Regions from separate parts of the Mus musculus genome. Here region 1 is linked to region 2. The links are chromatin loops, found by intact Hi-C in ENCODE. Cell type or tissue: heart. All regions are shown on one strand. Each heading gives the region's core, and the rest is flanking DNA. Links, peaks and the distances in the headings are about the cores only. Region 1 overlaps Milr1 (mast cell immunoglobulin like receptor 1). Region 2 overlaps Tex2 (testis expressed gene 2).

What was found. A loop is a pair of places that touch in the nucleus more often than their neighbours do. Peaks named below come from ENCODE experiments on the same cell type or tissue, not always from the same donor. Only the 100,000 strongest peaks of a DNase experiment are listed, where the experiment ranks them.
Region 1: it touches region 2 in a loop (2.0-fold over the local background); 5 of 42 quality-filtered maps call a loop at or near these places.

The regions. Positions count from the first base shown.
Region 1 is chr11:106,766,288-106,775,168 of GRCm38, reverse strand. Milr1 (mast cell immunoglobulin like receptor 1) reads right to left here. Exons shown (of 7, transcript NM_001033435.3): 7 at 7,404-8,216. The coding sequence ends at 8,164. It overlaps Polg2 (polymerase (DNA directed), gamma 2, accessory subunit), which reads left to right. Exons shown (of 8, transcript NM_015810.2): 5 at 1,434-1,574; 6 at 1,704-1,784; 7 at 2,417-2,517; 8 at 6,698-6,965. The coding sequence ends at 6,863. Among named protein-coding and RNA genes, the nearest start is that of Polg2, 8.8 kb to the left of the region's middle. In heart, for the core only: CTCF peaks have their summits at 4,736 (motif pointing right) and 7,467 (motif pointing right); no DNase peak of the experiment used is centred there.
Region 2 is chr11:106,509,548-106,518,465 of GRCm38, reverse strand. Tex2 (testis expressed gene 2) reads left to right here. Exons shown (of 12, transcript NM_198292.3): 9 at 4,754-4,879; 10 at 6,355-6,564. It also overlaps the pseudogene Gm17925. Among named protein-coding and RNA genes, the nearest start is that of Gm22711, 13 kb to the right of the region's middle. In heart, for the core only: a CTCF peak has its summit at 5,105 (motif pointing left); no DNase peak of the experiment used is centred there; H3K27ac peaks cover 1,934 bases.

The DNA.
Region 1 (8,881 bases), core at 1-8,000, 260 kb before region 2:
TCCAGCCCAGAGCGCCGTTTGCATGGAGCTGTCCCGTCTCTCTTCTCCAGATGAAAAGTTCCTTTCATCTTCCCTAGTCTTATGTTCCTGGCACTTTGGAAGAAGTTAGTTGCATTGTAGAGTGAGCCTTTGAGCAGTTCTTTCTGAACTTTTCCTGACTGTTGTATTTGTGCCCTGCCAGGACTATGACAGAGCTGGTGTGCCCTTCTCTGGACACATTAGGAAACACCACCAGGTGTTAGTGTGGTATCTTACATCACTTGGTTAAAACGGTGTCTTTTAGGTTTCGCCGGTGTATATCCATTTATTTTTTTTTTTAATGTATTTTATTCTGTGTGTGGGTGTTTGACCTGCTTATATCTCCGTGGCCCATACGCATGTAGTGCCCAAGAGGCCATCAGATCCCCTGGAACTGGAGTTACACATATACCCCGCCATGTGAGTGCTCAGACTAGAACCCCGGTCCTCTGCAAGAACAAATTCTCTTGACCCCTGATCCATCTCTCCAGCCCTGTGCAGTGTATTTCCATTTATATCTCAGGATGAAACCCAAGTCTTAGTGAACATAAATTCAGGAGCCAGTCAAGTAAGTAGGACATGCCTTGAACCCCAGAGCACCTGAGGTTGAGACAGGAGATTTCAAGGTGAGACTGGCTTAAAAAATAAAATTGGGTTTTTGACATGACTTGGCTGGTAAAAGCACTTACTATGGATCTTAACAGCTGAGTTCAGTTCCTGTAGCCCAAGTAGTGAAACTAGCAACTATGAACCCACGTAGGTCCTGTGACATCAGATGTACTTGTGACCCCCCCCTCCCCATTATCACACACGCTTAATAATAGTGAAGGAACTATTTAAACAAGTGTTCCCTTTCCAGCTGTGCAGTGGTGGCACACGCCATTGATCCTAGCTCTCAGGAGGCAGAGCCAAGTGGATCTCGTAGTTGGAGGCCAGCCTGGTCCACAGAGCAAGTTCCAGGACAGCTAGAGCTATACAGAAATCCTCTCTCAACAAAAGAAAACAACAACAAACCCCTAGATGTTGCCTTTCCAAACAGCATTGAAAAGGTTCCGAGACCTAGGTCCACTCCCGGTGACTGGAGCTGCGAGGGTTGACATTTTTAAAAAGAAAGTGTTATTTTTGGGGCCCGGGGCTCAGCAGTGTCCTGTCATGGAGTAGGCGCTTTATAAAGTGAATCTGTGATTCATTCTGATTGCATAAGTCTAAAATATATGACTTTAAGAAAAAGTTCTGCTTGCCAGTCAGAGTGGCACAAGCTTTGAATCCCGGCACTTGAGAGGTACAGGTAGGTTGATCTCTTGAGTTCAAGGACAGACAGAGCTACACGGTGAGACAAACACAAGATCCACGCGCGCGCACAGAAAATAGAAGGTTCTGCTAATGGTACTTTTATTTTGTTTTCTTCTATGAAGGGTCGAGATGGGCGGAAAAACGTGGTTCCTTGCGTTCTGTCTGTAAGTGGGGACGTAGACCTGGGCACGCTGGCTTACCTCTACGATTCCTTCCAGCTGGCAGAGAACTCCTTTGCCAGGAAGAAGAGCCTCCAGAGAAAGGTGCTTTTGCGATTTCACACAGTCTCGAAAAAACAAAGTTATGTGGGGGTTTTTGGTTTTGTTTTGTTTTTTTTATTCTTACACATTAACAGTGCTTCCCTTTTTCCTCTTGTCCCTTAATTGCTTCAGGTGCTTAAACTTCACCCTTGTTTAGCCCCTATTAAGGTCGCTTTGGATGTGGGGAAAGGCCCAACGGTAGAACTCCGACAGGTGAGTTGCCACGACTTCTTACAACTGTGTGTGCGCACGGGCGGTTTGGAGGTCAGAAGACAGCTTAGGCTTAGGCATTGATCCCTTCTTCCATCCTGTGGGTCCTCGGCTTGGCAGGAACTTTCCCCTCTGAGCCATCTTGCCACCAGTTGCTAAGCAGTGGTCCGGAAGCAGTTTGTGTAGCTGACTTTTGCAGTGCCCTGCTGGGGTTTCCCAGGCTGTTCTTCTTTCTCCTGATGTGGAAATAAAATCCCCAGGGCACAATTCCCACAGTTCCCACCTTCCCATGCCTTACAGCTAACATGGCTGCTTCCAACCATAGGGTTTTTGTTTTCTGTTTTGTGTTCTGGACGATAATGGTGATAATTCTTTGTTGGTATCAAACTATTTCTTGGTAGATCTGCAGTCAATACTCGGTTGGCATTGCTTAATTTCTTTTTTCCCCCCTCTAGCCCTGCTCATTCCCGCCCGCTTAATTTCTTTACTTTTAGAGGCAATATGCAGTTTCTAAAGTGTTCAGTGTGTAAACTCTAACACTATATAACCAGGAACATTATAACCAGTTTACACGTGGCTTACAGTTTCACAAGCCCTTTTCTTTAGTATTTGAAGTCTCTTTTGTTTTCCTCCAGGTTTGTCAAGGGCTACTTAATGAGTTACTAGAAAATGGGATTTCTGTGTGGCCTGGCTATTCGGAAACTGTCCATTCCTCATTAGAGCAACTCCATTCAAAGTAAGAATTCCCTTTCTTCTCATTGTTTAGTTTTGATTATATGTTTCATTCTACAGATAGAAACAATCTCTTCTAAATGTAATCTGCAAAATGGGGCTGGAGGGAGGCTTAGTGGTTGAGTGCTTACTGTTCTTCCAGAGTCTAAGTCTGGTTCCCAGCCTCCAAGTTAGGTGGCTCAGAGCTGCAGCCGCTCAGGGATTCAGCAACCTCCTCTGTCCTCCACAGGCACTGCACACACACACACACACACACACAAAACATAAATCCTTAAAAATAGCAAATGATTAGTGAGCAACACCTCGGCATTGGAGAACAGTGTCTGCTGTTGTAGAGGGCCAGAAGTCGGTTCTCAGCACCCACACGGAGGCTCACAGACTTCTGTAACTGTAGGCTCCTGGCTTCTGTGGGTACCAGGCACACAGATGGTGTACATACAGGCAAGCAAACGTAAAATAGAAAGAAGTCAATCTTTTTACAAAATGCTCCTAGCTCTTCCTTTTATAAGACCTTGTGCCTTGAGCTGATTGCCATAGGAAAGAAGAGTACTGTCAAGTATTTCTTTTTTTTTTTTTTTAATTTATTTATTTATTATATGTAAGTACACCGTAGCTGTCCTCAGACACTCCAGAAGAGGGAGTCAGATCTCGTTAGGGATGGTTGTGAGCCACCATGTGGTTGCTGGGATTTGAACTCTGGACCTTCGGAAGAACAGTCGGGTGCTCTTACCCATTGAGCCATCTCACCAGCCCCTGTCAAGTATTTCTATGTTCACCTCAGCTTCTCCAGTTTCAGGGATGAAAGTTAGGTGTATAGAATCAGAACCGAAGTAACATGAATGGAAGGCCTTTCCTGGCTTTTTTATGACGAGGTAATCATCTCTCACTGAAAAATCCAACATCTGACACTTCTGAGCACTAACATTTTTATAAACGAAAATTTCCATATGACCTGACCTATGACAGACTATAGTCAAAACAAAGACGCTGTCTAAAATTACCTTTAAGCTGTATGTATAAGGTACATCTTATATGAAACAGGAGTAAATTTCATATTCAGACGTTGGTCCTAGCCCCAGGAGAATTAATTATATAATTAAATATTCAGTGTGTTTTGTTTTTGTTTGTTTAACTCTAAAACACATCTGGTCTAAGCATTTCAGATAAGGGATATTCAGTCTAAGACATCTTCATTGCTTCCCCCAATCCAGTCCACCACCACATGGTGAGAGCTTAACTCCTCAGTCTCAACCTCTGTCTGTCTGTCTGTCTGTCTGTGCACACAACATCTCACCTATTCTCAAGATCTCTCAATACAGAGTCTCAAACTGTAACCCAGACTGACCCTAAATCTTCTGTCTCTCGTGCTGGCCTCAGAATCATGGACAGCCCTTTCCTCATCTGGAGTGCTGAGGTTATAGGTGTGATCGCACATACACCTAGCTTCTGTATAGATCTCAACACTGCTCTGCCTTCCCACCACCACCCAGATCAAAGTCACTAATATTTTGTCAGGATTTTTAAAATATCTTATAGTTAAATTCTCTCTAGTATTGCCAATTTGCAATTTTATTTCTTTTTTTTAATAAAAATAATTTATCCTTTTATGCTTATCTTGATTTTTAAAAATTAGCTTTTTGTGTTGAATGTATATCTAAGATTAGGAAATTTTGTGTTTTGTTCTTCTACTTTGTCGGCGTGGTAACTCATACCTTCCATCTCAGCACTCTGTAGGCTGAGGCAGGAGGATGACAAGGATCAGGCCAACTTGAGTTACATAATGAGATCCTGTATCTAAAAAGCAATGCATAACTAAAATATACCTTCCAGATACTATCTGCAGGGAAACAGCTCTCAGCAGGAGCAACAGACCCCGGTGTGTGGCTTAGATAGCTCGGGGCGGGGTGAGCACAAGGCCTGGGTTTTATAGACTCTAGCAAGGGCAAAATGGGAATGGAAGAACTGGTGTTTGTTCAGATATAAAACGAAGGAGGGGAACTTGAACTTCCTAGTTTCTGTGTGCTCTAAAGTCTTGTTTGTTGGGAGGGAGTGTCATTTAAATTTTTCTCTAGGTTTCTTTCTCTCTGTGGGTGTGCCATGACACATATTTGCAGTCCAGAATCCTTTTGTTGTTGTTGTTGTTGTTGTTGTTACTTTTTTTTAATTTAGTACATGAGTATTTTGCCTGGATGCATATCTGTGCACCATGTGTGTGCAGTGCTCACAGAGGACAGAAGAGGGCACCAGATCCCCAGGAACTGGAGTTACAGGGTTTTTGTGGTTTTTTGTTTTGTTTTGTTTTTGTTTTTTGAGACTGCATCTGTGGGGATCCCTGCAAACTCTGCAACCTGCAGCAATATAATCCTGGGAGAGACGGGAGTGGAACTCGGTTCAGCCCAACTCAGCCAGTGCTAGGTCAGACTTCCGGAGTCTCACACCAGGTGCTTTCATTTAGTCATATTTACGCGCTGTACAATTTTGGAAAAGTTTCCTGAAGACAGTTAACTCAGTCCCTAGTGTAAAACAAGGCTTAAGAAGCATTTACATGGGGGGGCTGGTGAGATGGCTCAGCAGTTAAGATCGCCGACTGTCCTTCCAAAGGTCCTGAGTTCAAATCCCAGCAACCACATGGTGGTTCACAACCATCTGCAATGAGATCTGATGCCCTCTTCTGGTGTGTCTGAAGACAGCTACAATGTACCTAGATATAATAATAAATAACTCTAAAAAAAAAAAGTATTTACAGTGTAACTCTGTACAAAGTCCATATGCTTCTCCCATAGAGATGGGTTCTGCTGACTTAGAAACAATGCCCTAGATAAGGCTCTAGGAGAAGGTCTGAGGGAGTCAGGGTTGGCCCAGCCCTAAGAGAATTTAGAAGTCACTTAGCTGTGAAGTGACATCTCAGAGGTGGATTTTATGGAGTGAGAAGCAATGCTTAAGATTTTGGGGGTAGCCTGGAATAAACAAAAGTAATATTCCGGGGTATTCAGGTGATGCCTGGCCCTACAGATTACAAAACATCACCAGACTGTAACCTGCACCCTTTTCGCATTTCAGATGGAAGACAGGTAAACATGTCCTTCCTTTGAAGAGAGGAGTATTCATGTTTTAACCATTCCTGGTTCCCTAGTACTTATCTGTATGCAACGTACGTCCTCTATAGCATCTCAGCCTTGCCCTGGGCTGGCCTTGAACTCAGTATGTAGTTGAGTATTATTACCTTGAACTTCGATTGTCCTGCCTCCCCTTCCTGAGTGTTGGGATCATAGACATATAATCCACATGCCTAGTTTTTAAAAACTGAATGTTTGGGGCCAGAAAGAAGGCTCAGTAGTTAAGAGCACTGGCTGCTCTACCAGAGAACACAGATTTGGTGACCAGCACTCATGTGGCAGCTCACAACTGTTCATTAACTCCAGTTTCAGGGCATCCAATTCCCTCTTGTGGCCTCCGTAGGCACCAGGCCCATGCAGATATACATACAAGTAAAACACTCATGTGCGTAAAGTGAAAATCAGTAAGATGGTTTTGGTTTTTTGGTTGGTTGGTTTTGGTTTTTTTGATTCAGGGTTTCTCTGTGTAGCCCTGGCTGTCCTGGAACTCACTCTGTAGACCAGGCTGGCCTCGAACTCAGAAATCCGCCTGCCTCTGCCTCCCAAGTGCTGGGATTAAAAGCACGTGCCACCACTGCCCGGCAGTAAAATGTTTAAAAATTCATCTTTAGTAGATTTTGGAAAGCGGGAAGGCTAGTGTTTCATTCAATGATTAACGAATTAGAAACAGCAAGTAACATGTTAAGTCATAAATGGAGTATGGATTTGTTGTGATCTGTTGTATTCCAAATCCTTATGTTTTTTTAATATGGTTTATTCTAAGAGAGTTTTGTCTGCAAATAGTTTGCTATCATTAAAGTTGAATTCAAAACACTGAGGTCATTGAGGAATTCATTTATAGTACCCCTTCAGGTGCCATCTATAGTACCCCTTTAGGTGCCAACACAGTAAGCTCAAACCTTCCCTTTGAGTATGCTTTAGAAGTGGGAGTGGGGGTAGGGCATGATTCGGCCCTTCGTAAAGGACCACCTGACTGAGCTGAGAGCAGCTCAGGCTCAGGGGTGTCCATGAGATGAGGAGCTGATGTCTGCCCAGGCGCTCATGCGTTTCATTGAACCGTTCTCTCAGGTACGATGAGATGAGTGTCCTCTTCTCAGTTCTGGTCACTGAGACTACGCTGGAAAATGGGCTAATCCAGCTGCGGAGCAGAGACACCACGATGAAGGAAATGATGCACATATCCAAGCTGAGAGACTTCCTGGTCAAGTACCTAGCGTCAGCTAGCAATGTGTAGGTCTTCATATTCTCTAATAAATATTCTCTGTTGAGTTCATTCGCTTACATTAATACAGTTTTGGACTTTTGTATTTATAAAGTAGATATTTGATTCATTTTTTATTGTCCTTTTGATATGGTCTGTAGTGGTTTGAATATGGCCCCACGGAGTTTCACTATTTGGAGGTGTGGCCTTGGAGTACGTGTGTCACTGTGGGTGTGGGCTTTAAGATACCTGCCTGGACACTGCCATGCTCTTGCCTTGATGATACTGGACTGAACCTCTGAACCTGAAAGCCAGACCCAGTTAAATGTTGCCCTTTATGAGAGTTGCCTTGGTCATGGTGTCTGTTCACAGCAGTAAAACCCTAACTAAAGACATGGTTTATTAAGAACACAAAACTAGCCAGGCATAGTGGTATGCACCTTTCTTCCCAGCACTCGGGTGACAGCGGCAGGCAGATCTCTGAGTTTGAGGCCAGTCTGGTTTACAGAGTGAGTTCCAGGACAGCCAGGGTTACACAGAGAAACCATGTCTTAAAAAAGAAAAAGAAAATCTCTCCAACTCCAATTTATTTAATTATGTGTTTAGGTGTGTCTGTGCACATGAGTGTAGTGCCTGCAGATGCCAGAAGAGGGCGATGGATCCTTTGGAAACAATGTTATTGGCAGCTTGAGTTGTGGGATGTAGACTCTGGACTCAAACTCCCATCCTTTGGAAGAGTAGTGTCTGCTCTTTTTTTTTTTTTTTTTTTTAGATTTATTTATTATTATACATAAATACACTGTAGCTGTCTTCAGATGCGCCAGAAGAGGGCATCAGATCTTATTATGGTTGGTTGTGAGCCACCATGTGGTTGCTGGGATTTGAACTCAGGACCTTGATGGAAGAACAGTCCGTGCTCTTACCCACAGAGCCATCTCACCAGCCCTAGTGTCTGCTCTTAACTGCTGAACCACCTCCTCGGCCCCAAGATAATTGTGTTGGGAAGGGAGAAGGTGGAAGGCCACAAAACCTAAGTATGTTTTAACTCTTATCAAGCCTGGCTACTTGGATAACAAGATTAGTGCCCAAATTAGCCAAAGAAATAGTGTCCAGATGTGTAAAATACACTCACTATAGGTGACCAGGTTAAATCTTTTTTTGATTTTGTGTTTTAAGACAAGGTCTTGCTATGTAGTCCCAGCTGGCCTCAAACTCAGGATCCTCCTGCCTCAGCCTAGAATGGAACTCTTAAGTGCCAGGTGAGTTTCCTATTTTCTCATACACAGCTTACTGGAAAGTCTTTACACTGGGATACAGTCAGTTTCTTCACACTTCAGTGGGTGAGTTCAGAGTAGATGTAATCAGCTTTTCCATCCGTACCACCTTCTGAAATTGAAGAGAGACAATAACTCAGTAAGCTACAGCCATGAGTTCATAGAAACTCTTAAAAAGAACGCCCTTCTCGGGTGTGTTGGCTTAGGGGCCAACAGCACTGGCCACCAAGCTTGATGACATCAGTTCTATGCCAGGGCTCCACACGGAGGAAGGAGAGAGCTGTCTCCTCCAGCTTGTCCTGACTTCCTGCACATACCATGGCATATGCTGGCCCATACACAAGAAGTAAATATAATAGATTAGTTTTATTTAAAATCCCCATTTCTAGATGGGCAACCTGAAAGAAGCAAGTATTAACTGGTCTTTTCCAGTTTAATAACAATTTATTCTGTGTGTGTGTGTGTGTGTGTGTGTGTGTGTGTGGTGTATATGGGGGGTCATGAAGGCCATAGGAGGCCATTACATTTCCCGTCCTATCACTTCCTACCTTATTCTCCTGAGATAGGGTCTTTCACTAAACCTGAAGCTAGGCTGGATGCCAGTGAGCCCCAGAAGTCTCTGCATCTCTGCATCTCACAGGCCCAAGCACAGCTTTTTGCATAAGAGATCAGGATTCAAACTCAAATCCTCACACAAGTGAGGTAGGTAAGTGCTCTTAGCCCCAGAGCCATCTCCCCAGCACTGATTTCTTCCTGAAAATGTTTTAGTAGTGACCC
Region 2 (8,918 bases), core at 711-8,710:
TTTTCTTTTAATGCATCTAATATAACAGGACTGGGCCAGAGCAATCTTTGGCCTTAAGCATTTGAGTAAGGACCTTTTGGAAACAGCTGTACCCCAGCACAGGGCTCCAGGCTCTGTTGGGAAGGCAAGGCCTACACATCAGGTGGGCAGCAGACCTCTTGGTCTGAGTCTCATCTTTCACGCACTCCACAGTGACTATTGTTCTTCTGGCTGTCTTGGCTTTACGTCTGGTTTCCATCTACAAGCTCACAAGATGCTCACAGTGTTTCTTTACACTGACTGAAAAGACTTGCTTTCTTGGGGAATGTGGCTTTCATGGTGGAGTGTATTTCTAAAACCACTGTTTCAAAGAAGAGTCCTGAATGTAATGTCTTATCTTCTTCCTGTGAGGATGTTAAAATATACATTGATATATAATTTGCTACCGCTTTTAAATGCAAAGAGATACCACCTCAGAGCCCTTCTTTAGTGAGGAAAAAGCTGAGGACTCCAGACCACAGTTTGGCTCAGAGTTCCGAAGCATTGAAGTTCCCTGAAAACCCATGCAAGATTCCAGAACCTAGTTCCAGAAGCACTTCTAAAATCTGTTTCCTCCGTTCCTCAGCCATGAACATGTGTGGCTGCCTTGAGGCTAAGGAGAGGATGGACAGAAGGCAGCCATGTGGTAGCTGTTACTAAACACCAATGTCTTTGTTAATACTGAACACCCTGGTGCGGACTTTGCAGAGACCCGTAGCAGCCTCTCCTCCAGGCCCCCTCTCTAGCCACTGCCACCTCTCCTCTCCAGGCCTCACACCACACACGGGTTTGCCCCAGGGCCCAGCTTTGGCAGGGCCGTGGTGGCCTCACTGTTTCGTTCAGTGCCCACTCAAATGACTGTGCTCTCGGGGAACTTCTAGAAGTTTTCTCTTCTAGTGGGAAGTTTGCTTATAGTACCCAGAGACAAGACGGAGAAATTGAAATCTAGGTTGCTTTAGGCCGAACTTGGCTCCTTCTGAAAGTCATTTATGGGCATTTGTCTTTCAAGCTTGTACTTCCACAAACAGCATGTCTTCTGGTCACCCACTAGTTAAACCACTTTGGGGCAGTAAGGCAGTCAAAATGGATTTCAAGGACCGGGAGTGTAGCTCAGGCGGAGAGCTAAGCATGTGTGAGAGCCTAGGCTCCATCCCCAGCACTGTGGGAGTGGAAGGGAAGGAGGAGTCTACATTTTAGGGGGAAACCTGTAAAGGGTGTTAGCATTCTGTCTATACTCCATCCCACAGTTACCTGGCAACAGCCAGGTGTGCCTGACCCACTAGAAAAGGGGCTGCTTGCCCCCTCCTCTCTCTTGCCTCTCCCTCTTGCTTCCCTTCTCTCCCCACTGCCCCCCCCCACACACACACACACGTGGTCATGGCCAACCTCTACTTCTCTACTCTCTCCCTCGCTCTGCCTTTCTCTGCCTCTACTATCCTCTTAACTCCCCTCCCCATGCCCTAAATAAACTCTAGTCTATACTAGCTCGTCCCTCAGGGGGAAGAGATGCCTCTGCATGGGCCCGCTGAGACACCTCTTTCCCCCATACCTCGCCACACTCCCATAGAACATATCTTATACTTCTCTATCTTTTTATAAACACATCAAAAGGCCTTTAAATAAGTCAGAAGGAATGCATCCTACATGACCGATCCTTTAAATGGATAGTGGGGTGGTTCTGCAATGTACTCAGTGCAGCTTGGGCCAGTGTGTAGTTTTCTCCCCCTTACCTAGGCTTCTGATCTTCCCAGGAGCCAAGTATACCATGTATACCATGACTAGGTCTTGTCCTGGTTGTGTGTGTCTAAATGCATATGCAGCTAAGAATACATGAGGCTGGTTTCTTTTTTTGTTTTTGTTTGGTTTTTTTGTTGTTGTTGTTTCGAGACAGGGTTTCTCTGTATAGCCCTGGCTGTCCTGGAGCTCACTTTGTAGACCAGGCTGGCCTCGAACTCAGAAATCCGCCTGCCTCTGCCTCCGGAGTGCTGTGATTAAAGACGTGCGCCACCTCACCCGACTCTGGTTTCTTTTTAGTAAAAGAAAGTGAATGCCTTCTGCGGCGAGTGAGGGCCCCACCCAGGGCTGTTGAGTATGTTTATTTACTCCTCACTGAAAGGCTTTTTACAGTAGCCTCTGGCATCTGTGTCATTCTTTTAACTACTCCAAAGCGATAGCAGTCAGCCTGCTTTACTGGTAGTCTAAGAAACTGCTGGAATGGGGCTGGAGAGCTAGCTCAACCATTCTTCCAAAGGACTAGAGTTCAAATCCCAGCACCCACACAGAAGCTCACAACCATTTGTAACTCCAGTTCCAAGGCCCTCTGTTGTCTTCTGGCCTCAGTAGGCACTGCACATGCATATAACACAGACCTGTGTCCAGGCAAAAAGAGAGAGCCAGACACACAGATAGGCTGACTGACTGCTGGAAGTTGCCAGAAGTGATAATGATTATTTGAACAAGAAATAAAACATTTGAGCCAGGCATGGTAGTTCATGCTGGCAATCCCAACTCTTGAGACCCTGAGGATGAGACTTAGCCGGAGTCTGAAGCCAGCATAGGCTACATAGTGAGTTCCAGGCCAGCCTGGACTACAAAGTGAGACCTCATCTCAAGAAAGAAATTTTTAAAAAGCCCAAGACAGACCATGATAAAATAATTTACTTTCTCTTGTGTCTGACTCTAGGCACATTTCTCAAGTGGTTTTTACCAGAGGCCGCGTAACTGGAATGAGCCTGTTTAGTGGCTCTCTGAGAGGATAGAACACTGAGTTGTGTTTAGAGCCAGTACTCACCTCCTACACATTTGTTCTGAGCACGTATACTGTGTCCCTAAAGTTCTTGTTGACGTCATAAGGTCGAGGGCATAACATGCACATTTAGTTGTAAAAACTGTGTCTGAGCCAAACATTAGTCACACAGTGGTCCTAGGTTCCACGAAACACGACTCCTATTTTGGATGATAGAAATGCATTTAGTCAAGATCGGACTCCACATCATCTGGTAGCCTAGGCAACAGTATCCGAATCACTCTCTTGAGGCTGCGGAGTGCAGCTTGGCCTCTGTCCTGCAGAGGATTCATTCATTCCGGGCCCTCAGAGCTCAGTGCAGAGCTCAGCTCACTGGTGGGGACATGAGGGTCCACGGCTCAGCAGATCTCACTGTGATCTCAGACGCTTTGTGCTGTGTATGGATGAGGGCCTGCCCCGTGCTAGGCTGTGTGTTAAGCCAGCTTCCACACCTGGCCGCATGAGGCTTGAAGGCTGGCAACACAGCTGTTTGGTGCAGATATGGGTCGGTTGTGTAATCTCTGACAGTTTACATTTCTGATTCTCCTTATCTTAAAAACCCAGTTCAGAGTTTTTTTGAGAATTGAATTTTCTGTATAGATTTGAAACCCAAGAGATCTGTGAGGGTGGCCTTCCCACAGGCTCTCCTAGGCAGTTCTGAACATAAAGGGCACATCACAGAAGCATTCTAAACTAACCTGGCCTGTTGGGGGAACAGGAAGCAGATATTTCAGATGAGGAGGGGCTTCTCAAAGGGACATCCCCTTCAACATTGAAGTCCAGCATGTGGGTGCAGCTCTGGCTCCATTTCAGAGTCGGGGTGAGCCGGATTTCTGTGTCCTGCCTGGGAGGACATCAGTGGGATCTTCTTACAGCCTGCTCTGGTTTCAGGGTGAGAGGCTCAGCCTGGCCCTCTCATGCATCGGCTGTGTGCTCTGCCCTTGACCCCCATTAATCAGGAGACAGTTACCCCAGTGGATTTCTAGTGGCTTAAGGAGGTGTTGAGAACCTGAGGGCAGTGGCAACAGGGAGGCTGGGCCTAAGCTGCACGGTCTTTTCTGAGTACTTTGCCCTGGTCAGCAGTACAAGGCTGTGTTTAGTGATCATTTTGTTGCTCAATAGTGTTCAGAGGCAGCTCTGTCCTTTGTCCCTGGCATGCCTAGCTAAGTCCCTGAGCTATAGAGATGGGGCCCGGGTAGTAATCTCGTAAGCAGGCAGACACCTTTGCTAGGTCAGGAAGCCTCCGGTGCACCTCGCACCTCAGAAGGAAACCTTGATCCCACAGCTCTGCTGGGGACCCTCTGGAACCCTAAAGAGTTTAATGAAGAGCAGTGATCTATAAAGGGGCTAGAAAGCCTGGCCTCTAAAAGTACCTAAGATCTATGTCAGGTGTTTTTTTTTTTTTGTTTTTTTTTTTTTTTTGAGTCCCTTGAGACTTGGCATCTTGTGGCTTTGGGCTTTCTCTGTGACCCCATCCCCAGGAGATGGAGCAGACATGGTGTAATGTATCTAATCTTACCAGTTCAGTCAAAACTAATCTGAGGGGCGATTAAGCCATAGACAAGAGACTTGCCTGCACCCCTCATCCTTAGTAAGGCTGTCACATCACCAGCATTAAGCTGCCATCATAACTGCCGCTAACTGTCCATTCTTCCATTTACCCCACCACCACCACCGCGACCTGGCTCCTACATTTTATGTGACTCCATCCCACTCTACCACCTGTCTCTCTGGTGCATGCTCAAAAGCAAACTGTTCTGAGCTCAAGTCCTCTGCAATCCTGTCAGGGGACTTGGTGCTAGAATTTACTGTGTAAGCAGCCAATCCAAGAACTCTTGGATTCTCTTAGTGACATTGACAACATATGACAGAGGTTTCTTCTTGACCCTCTGTGTGTGTGCGAGCGCATTTGCACATTCGTGCACTGCCGGTGACTTCCTTTCTATGCAGTTGCAGGCCCAGGGCATACTGTCTGGCTGACAGTGATGAAGAATCCTCCAGTGCTGGCTCCTCTGAGGAAGATGACCCACCAGAACCCACTGCTGGAGACAAACAGCCGCTCCCCGGGGCTGAAGGGTGAGTGGATGGGGCTTCTGGAGGCTCTGGTGGTCAAGGGAGCAGCCAGGAGTCAGCCTGTCTTTCCCTTCCCCTCTCAGCTTCTTCCTGCACACTGAGTAAAACACCCTAAAGGGAAGACTTTGGCTTTGCCTTGCAGTGTGAGTAAATATAAGAGGCTTTGAAGGAAAGGCTTGTCTCCAGAAGTGCTGCCAGGTCTTCAGAGAGTGCAGACTGCATACCACCTCCCCCTGGTGGTCCAGAGAGAAAGGAACCCTGCACATCACAGCCTCATCTGCTCGCTGTTGCTCTCTATGGAGCTCAGATGCTTGGGTTATTTCTTTTGTGACTTTTGAGACTGTGGATGACCTAGCTGCTCTTCTGGATCGTGAACTTCCTCTGGGGGCTCTCTGGGTCTGTTCCTTTGGCAATGTAATGGTCAGAGTATATCTCATGCCTTTCTGTAAAGACCTCTACATTATTTAAAAGGAAATAAAGAAACCTAAGGTTTACAGCACCAGGTAATTCAGAAACTTATAAGTGAATAGCAGTCTGCTCTCTTCGAAATTGTACAGAAGGTGAGAAGAGAGCACAGATGTGTGCCCAGCCCAGTTGGTACCTCTTAGAACTATGGTTTAGGGTTAGAGATGCTGTTGGTTGTAGCATGCTCATCCAGCATGTGCACGGCTCTGGGTTCAACCCCAGGATTCAGCACACACACATGTATTTCTGTGGATACTCTATCCATGATGTCTGAAACTCAGAGGATGTGAAGAAGCCAGCTGCCATGCTTCCTGTGTCTGTGATAGTGAGCAGGACCAGAGGCACGTGCTACTGTCCTTGGCTTGCTAGCATATCCACTTGATGTCGCTTTTCCCCTAAGTTCTAAACCTATAAAGGTTCCAAGGCCTTTGAGAGGCTCCAGGCGTTGGTGTGATAGTGCATTGAACTGTTGCTTTGCTGTCTGTCGGGTACAGCGTTAGCTCTGGGTGCTTTCTAGAAACAGAGCTTTCCCAGTAGGACGAGGACTCGTGCTGAGGCTCAGAGTGGCACAAAGGAGCCTTCTCCTGGGTGAGATGACTCTGTCCGGATGTCTGGGTATCCGCTGTCCGGTCAGAATGTTCTGTCTGACCGGTGTGTTCTCTAAAGTAGTTCTCAACCAAAAGGGATTCAGCCCCCACGGAGGGGGGGGGGGTTGAAGGATGGGGGGGGTGGGCACATGTTTGATTATCTCAAAAGGGAGAACACTCTTGCCATCTAATCCTTGGAAGCCAAGGACAGTCCTCCTCAAACAGAGTGCCCTGACCGCTGTGTGTGTCGTGTCGCAGTGGGAAAGCTATGTGGAGTCACAAGGTTCATGCCAGTGGATGGTATTCAGGGCCAGCGAGATGGCTTGACCAACATTTGCTGCCAAGCCTGACAGCCTGACTTTGATCCCTGGGAACCCTACTCCCCCAACACCCACACTAACACGGCTCTGCATTCTGTATTTGAAGGTACGTTGGAGGTCATCGAACAAGCAAGATTATGAGGTTTGTTGATAAGATCACCAAATCAAAATATTTCCAAAAAGCAACAGAGACAGAATTCATTAAAAAGAAGATCGAAGAAGTCTCTAATACACCACTGCTGCTAACTGTGGAAGTGCAAGAGTGTCGAGGGACCTTGGCGGTCAACATCCCCCCACCACCGACTGACCGGATATGGTGCGTATATTCCCTAAGTGATCCCTTTACCACGTGACTATAAAGTCCCAGTCTACTTAACCCTGGACAAGAGCATTTGCCCACTGTTTTTAGTAGACTCCTGTCAATCATTAATCATTGTGTTTTTGTCCATGACTGTCTCTTGTACTTTTTGTTTGTTTGTTTTTTTGGTTTTTTTGAGACAGGGTTTCTCTGTGTAGCCCTGGCTGTCCTGGAACTCACTTTGTAGACCAGGCTGGCCTCGAACTCAGAAATCCGCCTGTCTCTGTCTCCCAAGTGCTGGGATTAAAGGCGTGTGCCACCACCACCCAGCTCTCTTGTACATTTTTAAGGGTGATCTTCATATGTTAGGAAGAGTTAAGGTGAGTGTGAGGTTTGTGGGAGAGGCTGTTTCTGTCCTTGGTCCTCCTCTCTCTTAAGCTGACTCATCCACCATTAATACCAATCGCCCTTTGTAGTTAGCCCCGTCTCTGCCCAGCCTGGGTTGGAGCCACAGCACTGGTTCCGTCTTTCAAGGCCTTCCTGCTTGACAGATGACAGTCATACTTTTAGCAGGTCCAGGCAGGGAGGAGACGCTCCTGGGTGAGGTCTTGGTGTTGTGATAGGAGGCTCTCTAAGGAGGAGGCTCTGGGTGGAAGTACCATTGGGTGGTGCTGAAGATACAGCACCCCCCAGGGATCCTGACTGCTCGTCCAGAGATCCTGAGTTCAAGTCCTAGCAACCACATGGTGACTCACAACCATCTCTAATGGGATCTGATGCTGCCCTTTTGTGTATCTGAAGACAGCTACAGTGTACTCACATACATAAGATAAATTTTTTTTAAAAGTCCACATTTATATACTCCAGAAATAGACACTGCTAAATACCTTACTATACTAGGTTTAAAAGGTTATTCTAAAATAGTGAGTTGATACAACATTTTTTCTTAACTGCTGAGTTTTAAATAGAGTAAGAAACTTGCTTAACATGTTCAAGACCCTTTTTCTGTCCTTCACTCCTCAAAAACATAACCTAAGACACACTAGAAGCACGGCAGTCTGGCATTTTCCTGCGTTTCTATAGCACTGTCAGCAACAGATTACAGGTTTAGGTAGTTTGATAGCGCTCAGTGTCTTATCTAGACTTTTTAAAAACGTTAAATACTGAGTTTATTTCACATGTATATTTCTGTCTCCCCACCATCCCCATGTCTGCCCACCAGTGTGACTACATCCTATCATGACATTCCACTCATACTTACAGCCAAGGAAAGGATGGAGTGCCATCCTTGAAAACCAAACAGGAATTTTAGATAACACATTCTTGGCAATGGGAGCATGGACAGAATTTGTAGAATGCAGTAGGGAAAGCTTTTACTTTGCATTATGAAAGGTCAGGCATCTCGATATCAGCTGCTACAGAAGTGAAGTAAGGCGGGGCGGTGGTGGCTCACGCCTTTAATCCCAGCAGTCCGGAGGCAGAGGCAGGCAGATTTCTGAGTTCAAGGCCAGCCTGGTCTACAGAGTGAGTTCCAGGACAGCCAGGGCTACACAGAGAAACCCTGTCTCATAAAACAAACAAACAAACAAAAAAACAACAAAAAACAGAAGTGAAAACAACAAAAAGCAGAAGTGAAGTAAAATGAGATATTTCAAGCTGTTTAAACCACTTTTTTTTTTGGTTTTTCGAGACAGCGTTTCTCTGTATAGCTCTGGCTGTCCTGGAACTCACTCTGTAGACCAGGCTGGCCTCAAATTCAGAAATCTCCCTGCCTCTGCCTCCTGAGTGCTGGGATTAAAGTTGTGCACCACCACACCCGGCTTTTTTTTTTTTTTAATTTATTTATAAGGGTACACTGTAGCTGTCTACAGACACACCAGAAGGAGGGCATCAGATCCTGTTACAGATAGTTGTGAGCCACCACGTAGGTGCTGGGAACTGAACTCAAGACCTCTGGAAGAGCAGTCAGTGCTCTTAACTGCTGAGCCATCTCTCTAGCCGCCTTAAACCATTTTCTTATAGAGGTCTTCTCCACTGCCAGAAGTCTCCAGTACCCTCCTGGCTGGTCATTGGAAGCTATTCTTCACACGATTTATGAACTTGGCTCCACTGTTTGTTTTTTTTAAAGGAACCCCCTCCTCTTTTCTAGACTTGTTTACATTTTTGCCATAATATCTTCTACAGAACCAGGTCCTTTTCGTGTTTGGGAATTCTTTTCTGTCTTTTGAAGGATTCTTTGGATTCTTAATCTTGGTGTAGGTAGATTGGAGGTTTTCCATTTTGGCTTGTGTTTAGTGAGTTTTTTAGGAGAGTGTCTCATAGATTTCTTCCGTGGAGCTTTTTCTTCAGTTTCCTTATCATCTTCTTCATCA